2 separate regions of the Mus musculus genome follow, and region 2 is linked to region 1. A link is a loop called in an ENCODE intact Hi-C map of the cell type or tissue named here. Cell type or tissue: heart. All regions are shown on one strand. Links, peaks and the distances in the headings refer to the core of each region. The heading gives the core; the rest is flanking DNA.

The links. A loop is a pair of places that touch in the nucleus more often than their neighbours do. Peaks named below come from ENCODE experiments on the same cell type or tissue, not always from the same donor. Only the 100,000 strongest peaks of a DNase experiment are listed, where the experiment ranks them.
Region 2: it touches region 1 in a loop (9-fold over the local background); 4 of 42 quality-filtered maps call a loop at or near these places.

The regions. Positions count from the first base shown.
Region 1 is chrX:38,188,189-38,191,096 of GRCm38, reverse strand. Zbtb33 (zinc finger and BTB domain containing 33) reads right to left here and starts at 1,304. Exons shown (of 2, transcript NM_020256.2): 1 at 1,015-1,304. In heart, for the core only: a CTCF peak has its summit at 1,349 (motif pointing right); a DNase peak (open chromatin) is centred at 1,296; H3K4me3 peaks cover 1,685 bases; H3K27ac peaks cover 1,406 bases.
Region 2 is chrX:38,248,720-38,251,627 of GRCm38, reverse strand. All of the region lies in intron 1 of Tmem255a (transmembrane protein 255A), which reads left to right. Among named protein-coding and RNA genes, the nearest start is that of Tmem255a, 2.3 kb to the left of the region's middle. In heart, for the core only: CTCF peaks have their summits at 1,020 and 1,832; no DNase peak of the experiment used is centred there; H3K4me3 peaks cover 1,334 bases; H3K27me3 peaks cover 280 bases.

The DNA.
Region 1 (2,908 bases), core at 242-2,741:
GCTCACATATAAACACACAAGGGAGGCATGAGTATCTCTGTATTTAAAACATCATAACTTTAAAAGTCTAAAAGCCAAAAATTAAAACCATGTTAGCTACTCCATTTTAACAGCACCAAGGAATTACAGGCAATCACAAAGGCATTCATCACAAAGTGTGACCTTTAGACAATCTGCCAACAATCCAAAACATGAAGGTTTCAACAGAAACCACTTTCAAGTGGAGAGATTTCTGTATATGGCCACATGATTTTTATAATTGGAAAATAAGGGTTTTTTTTTTCCAACATGGGAATGATTCAAATGTAGGTGTCTAGGTGATACTGGGACCTGGTTTCATTTTGATTAGGTATCCAGCTGGTCAGGGTTAGCCCAGGATCACCCCAAGTGGGTCTCAAACCTTTCCTCCCCAGAGATTTGCGACCTGCCTACGGAAAAGGCATCTCATAGCATTGTGTAACACATCTTTGGTTGTTGGCTGGTTTAGAAGGCTGGTGACAGTAGGGAAGAGAAAAATGCCACGGGCCAGAGGGGGGGAAACAAACCAACACTACAGGGCTCCCTGCAGCTGTTGTCCATCTCTCCCTCTTCCACCATCTCCCTCTTCTTCCTTTGAACTTTGGTGCAACTGAGCTTTTAAACGTCAATTCACGTGAAAACACAAACAGGGATGGCGATGCAAACAGCAGAACGAAGGCAGGGGGGTTGAGGGGTGTTGAAGAAAGTAGGCCTAGCTCCTAAGGGTACTCTGTTGGGGGTAGCGGGCCATGCGAAGCCGGAAGCATTGTTGTGTCCAAAGAAGGATCTAAAGAGGAGGATGGGCCCCATAGTAAAGCTCAATCAAACTAGTAGGGAGGTGGGAAAAGAGCCCCCTTCCCCGCCCCCCAAAGCGGACGAATGGAGAGGGAGAAAGCCAAGTGGGTACTTGGCGGCGTCCCCCACGCCCTAAGGCTTATGCAAGGGTACCGGGTGCCTCTGGCACTGGACAGAGAAGGGGACCACGCCGCGCCTTACCGGTTCTCTTGGTAGAGCTCCGGGACCCACACAAAGAAAGAGCAGAGGAGCCAAGGCCTCGGGCTCCGCTGCTTCCTGGTTCAAGCGAGGCGGCCGCAAGCGTAGGCGCGGCCAGGGCATGGAAGGCGTAGGCGGGCTCCGTCTCCCGGGCCCGGTGCCCAGCCCACTCCTCACCTGCTCCGCGGCGGCCGCTTTCTCCTCCTCGGGGCCGAGGCAGGGTCAGAGTCCTACCCCAAGCAGCCGGACTCCGCAGCGCCGCTGCTGCCGCTTTAAATGTCGCTCCAGTTTCCGCCGACGTCAAAGCGGCTTCCACGGACGCGGCTCGGGCGCCGGGCTCCGCCGACAGAGGGCGCAGCGTGGGAGGCGTGGCTTCCTCGCCTTCCTCTTCCGAGAGCAGCCCGGGGTTGTCCGGAAGAGCGCGAAGCCCGCCTTCGGCTCTTTCCGTGACTGCGAAGCATTTTTCTAAGTGTTCTGTGATTCTCTTAAGAGCTCGGCTCCGTGAGACAGACAAAGATCCGATGACACTGTTAGGAGTGGCAGGGAGGCTAGTCTTGTTTGTTCAAACTCCCTTAAGTCCCGAGGGCTTAAAAATGTTCAGAGGTTGTATAAATTCCAGTTCTTTTGCATGTTTGAAGTCTGCCCTGTTAGCCTGTTGCTTGGATAACAAGCCACCTTGAATACAATCTGCATACTAAAATTTAACTCATACTAATTCAAATTGTAGGATAACAAGAAAACCACATTACACTGTCTACTTTTAAGAAGAAACCTGTGTTCTGATAACTCTTGTTAATCGAATGTTAAATGGTGCATGCAATATCTTGTTAACTGCATATCTATTAACATAGAGATCACATTTGATCTGCAGCAAATATACTCCAGGCCCTGTGGGATAGAAAAGCAGATAAGACAAGTTTCTCTCATTTCAGAGGGCTCGGCAGGTACATACACACGAATAAAAGTATTTTAAAAGTATAGAACTACAGAGAAGGAATAACAAACCAAATAGTGTCAAATGAGCCCTACCTTGAAAGGCAATAATATTTGTATTGTTTATCATTATTTTTTAAAATATTTTTTATTATGTATTTTCCTCAATTACATTTCCAATGCTAGCCCAAAAGTCCCACACACACCCCCCCACTCCCCTACCCACCCAGTCCCACTTTTTGGCCCTGGCGTTCCCCTGTACTGGGGCATATAAAGTTTGCATGTCCAATGGGCCTCTCTTTCTAGTGACGGCGACTAGGCCATCTTTTGATACATATGCAGCTAGAGTCAAGAGCTCCAGGGTACTGGTTAGTTCATAATGTTGTTGCACCTACAGGGTTGCAGATCTCTTTAGCTCCTTGGATACTTTCTCTAGCTCCTCCATTGGGGGCCCTGTGATCCATCCAATAGCTGACTGTGAGCATCCACTTCCGTGTTTGCTAGGCCCCGGCATAGTCTCACAAGGGACAGCTATATGAGGGTCCTTTCAGCAAACTCTTGCTAGTGTATGCAATGGTGTCATCGTTTGGAGGCTGATTATGGGATGGATCCCTGGATATGGCAGTCTCTAGATGGTCCATCCTTTTGTCTCAGCTCCAAACTTCGTCTATATAACTCCTTCCATGGGTGATTGTTCCCAATTCTAAGGGGCAAAGTGTCCACACTTTGGTCTTCATTCTTCTTCAGTTTCATGTGTTTTGCAAATTGTATCTTATATCTTGGGTATACTAAGTTTCTGGGCTAATATCTACTTATCAGTGAGTACATATCATTTGAGTTCTTTTGTGATTGTGTTACCTCACTCAGGATGATGCCCTCCAGGTCCATCCATTTGGCTAGGAATTTCATAAATTCATTCTTTTTAATAGCTGAGTAGTATTCCATTGTGTAAATGTACCACATT
Region 2 (2,908 bases), core at 314-2,813, 60 kb before region 1:
AGGGAATGGGGGTAGAAGAAAGGGTATGCTGGCAGGACGGGAAATCCTGGGGAATCACTCAAGACAGCACAGCCTGGACATACGTAGCAGAATGATCAGTCCTTGAATTTGATTTCTATTCTACTCCAAACGCAGAGAGAGAGAGAGAGAGAGAGAGAGAGAGAGAGAGAGAGAGAGAGAGAGAGAGAGAGAGAGAGAGAGAGAGAGAGAGAGGTGGGGGGTGGTGGTGGTGAGAGCACTAGAAAAATAGGATCCAGCGCAAGCCCGCGCATCTTCTGAAGTCGCGCTTTCCTCTTCAGCGGAATGAAGGGGGAGGGGCACCTTTCAACACCTTCCTAAAATCTAGAGGTCCGCTACCGTCTTGCACCAACTTGGAGGCCCCTCGAGGGTGCTTTTCGGTAGCTACAAACGAATTTTAAGAAATAAAAAACAAAACGAAACAAAACAAAACAATTGCCTTTCGCTGTTAGGCACCTTCCTAAGTCTTCGCTGGGAGAAGAAATTAATTTGGAGCCTTGGGTAAGAGTGAAGGGATTGTGGAGCCATAATTCCACCTAAACTTAAAAATTGTCACTTTAATCTAGCCCAATTCGTCGTTTCTATCATATTTCACATTCTGCAAAACTCCTCTGTCCCGAATCTCTGCCATTCAGTCTTCTCAGCTCTTCTCCGATGAATTTGCTGGAACATGCACAGGGGAGGGGCAAGGAGATTGAGCCCAGTGTGAGCTCTCCGCTGCCTGCAAAAGACTCAGTCGCAACAAATTTCGTTCAAGGGCCCCCGAAAGTGTTATCATCTGAACGGTGGAAGGCCTGTCAGTAGAAGCCCTGCACTTTTCATTTTTAAGGTCGTAGTTATCTGGTGCTGGATGCAAAATGAGGCCAAGGTCTGGGGTCCAAATCCGAACCCAGCAGTACCAGACTTTCCAGTACCCTCCCCGCCCCCCACTCCACCCCTCGCATACACAGGCACACAGAACTCCAAAAGCACTCCTTGCCTTGGCCAGCTGCGGCGCTACCATGGCTCAGGCGCTACAGCATGAAAGAGCTGGGCGCGAGAGGGCGAGGGTTCTGCAGAGCCCATCCCAACTGTGTGCGGCAACCACCTGCAAACCAAACCCTCCCCACCCAGAACCCCGTCTGCGGGGACTGAGCAGACTGGAGGCACAGGGCTGAAAGGCTTGCTACCTGACACTGCTTTGTGGGTTTCAGAACAAGATGAAGAGAGTTCTCTCTTGTATTCCCAGGGCCCCCAGCCTGTCTTGCATTTTTCTAAATGTCTGGGCAACAAGAAGCTGAGCTCGGCAGTGCAGGGAAGGGACTCATAGATCTCAAAAGACAAGGAACGAACAATCATCACAAATAGCGTTTGGTAAAGAATCCACAGGCCAAACTCAGTAGAAAATTCTTGAGTAGAGTAATAGATAATTCTAGGTTCCCACAGTGTGGACAGGGGAGTCTCCCCGGAGTTCCCTGGCGCTGGGCCCACAGCCTAGGCCTGAATCAGCATCTAGCATCTAGGATACTCCACTTAACTAAGCTCTGGGTTAGTGTTCTGCCTCGAAGGGCAGCATTTCTGAGGGGATTCCTTTTACGGGCAAGACACAATCGTAGTCCCCAAAATTAAATGTCACACACACACACACACACACACACACACACACACACACACACACACCACCGCCCGCACCAGGGTGCCTGCACTACTTTTGCGGGCTGCTCTGAAGGAAGCAGACAGGGAATTGTGAAGATAGTAATTTGACTCCTGCGCACCTCCAACAGCTCCCAGCAACCCCCTCCTCCACTTTGGCAACAGCGCCCCCAAGCGCTGATACACCGCTACTACATCAGAGCATCCTCTTCACTTCCAACAGCACATTTGTAATTTACTGAGCCTTTTTTTTTTTTGATATCTCCATGTCCTGAGTAATTTACTAAAAAGGTGAAGGTAGTAGATTTCAGCACCTTTAGGTAAACGTTTGTGAGACCTGCAGAGCATTAAGGTTCTTGTGTGGGCAGCCACCTGTTTCCAGGGATGCTCGAGGCTGGGACTTGCTGAGATCCACTCTGCGGCAAAGCTGACCCAGGTAAGCAAATCCAAATCCATTCAAACCTTCGAACCTGAGAATTAATACGTCACCAACATCGCAGCGTGCCAAGCATTTTTGCAACATTCCAATAAACATTGCACACTCTCTTTTAGGAAGGGGCTATCAAGAAATACGTACAAGGTAAAGCACAAGCGCGCAGAGGCAGCATCCTATCTTATAGCAACTCCCAGCTTGGCTCCTTTCAGATACGAAATCCTGGAAATGGTGGACACCGTATGGGTTGTGGAAGAAACCTGCTGTCACAGTTTATATACTTATTGAGTAAGGCTTCTAGGCCATTAGAAACCAAGCTAATGGGTGGTTAGAGTAGCTGGAGCTTGATTAAGATAAACTTTGTGGTGAAGGAAGTTTTGAGCTTGCTTCAAATGAGGGGAGGAATTCAGATTCAAATAGAGATGAGGGTTTTGATTAGGGGGACCAAGGGAGGGGCAAGACGATCCTATCTGGAAGGGTGAAGCACACCTCCAGAGCTCCATCACATACCTCCTCTGGTATCTGGCATGGAGGTGGGGCACTGCAGAGAGGGAGGGTTGCAGCGGTTCTGCAGAGAGGCTACTGGGGGGTGCAGGCAGTGCCAATGATGAGATTTTGGACTCTCACTGCTATTGCTTGCAATAATAGTAGTTTAAATACTAGGTACCACGTAGACAGGGTGGTGAAGCGCTTGCGGTTTTGACACATTAGCCACCGAGTTTTCAGTTCTGGGGAGCATTCAGAGTGTGCTCTATTTCCAAAAGTTAATCCTATGAGCATAGCCACATCCATTTGCACGATTCCTCCAACCGACTCTTTCTACTA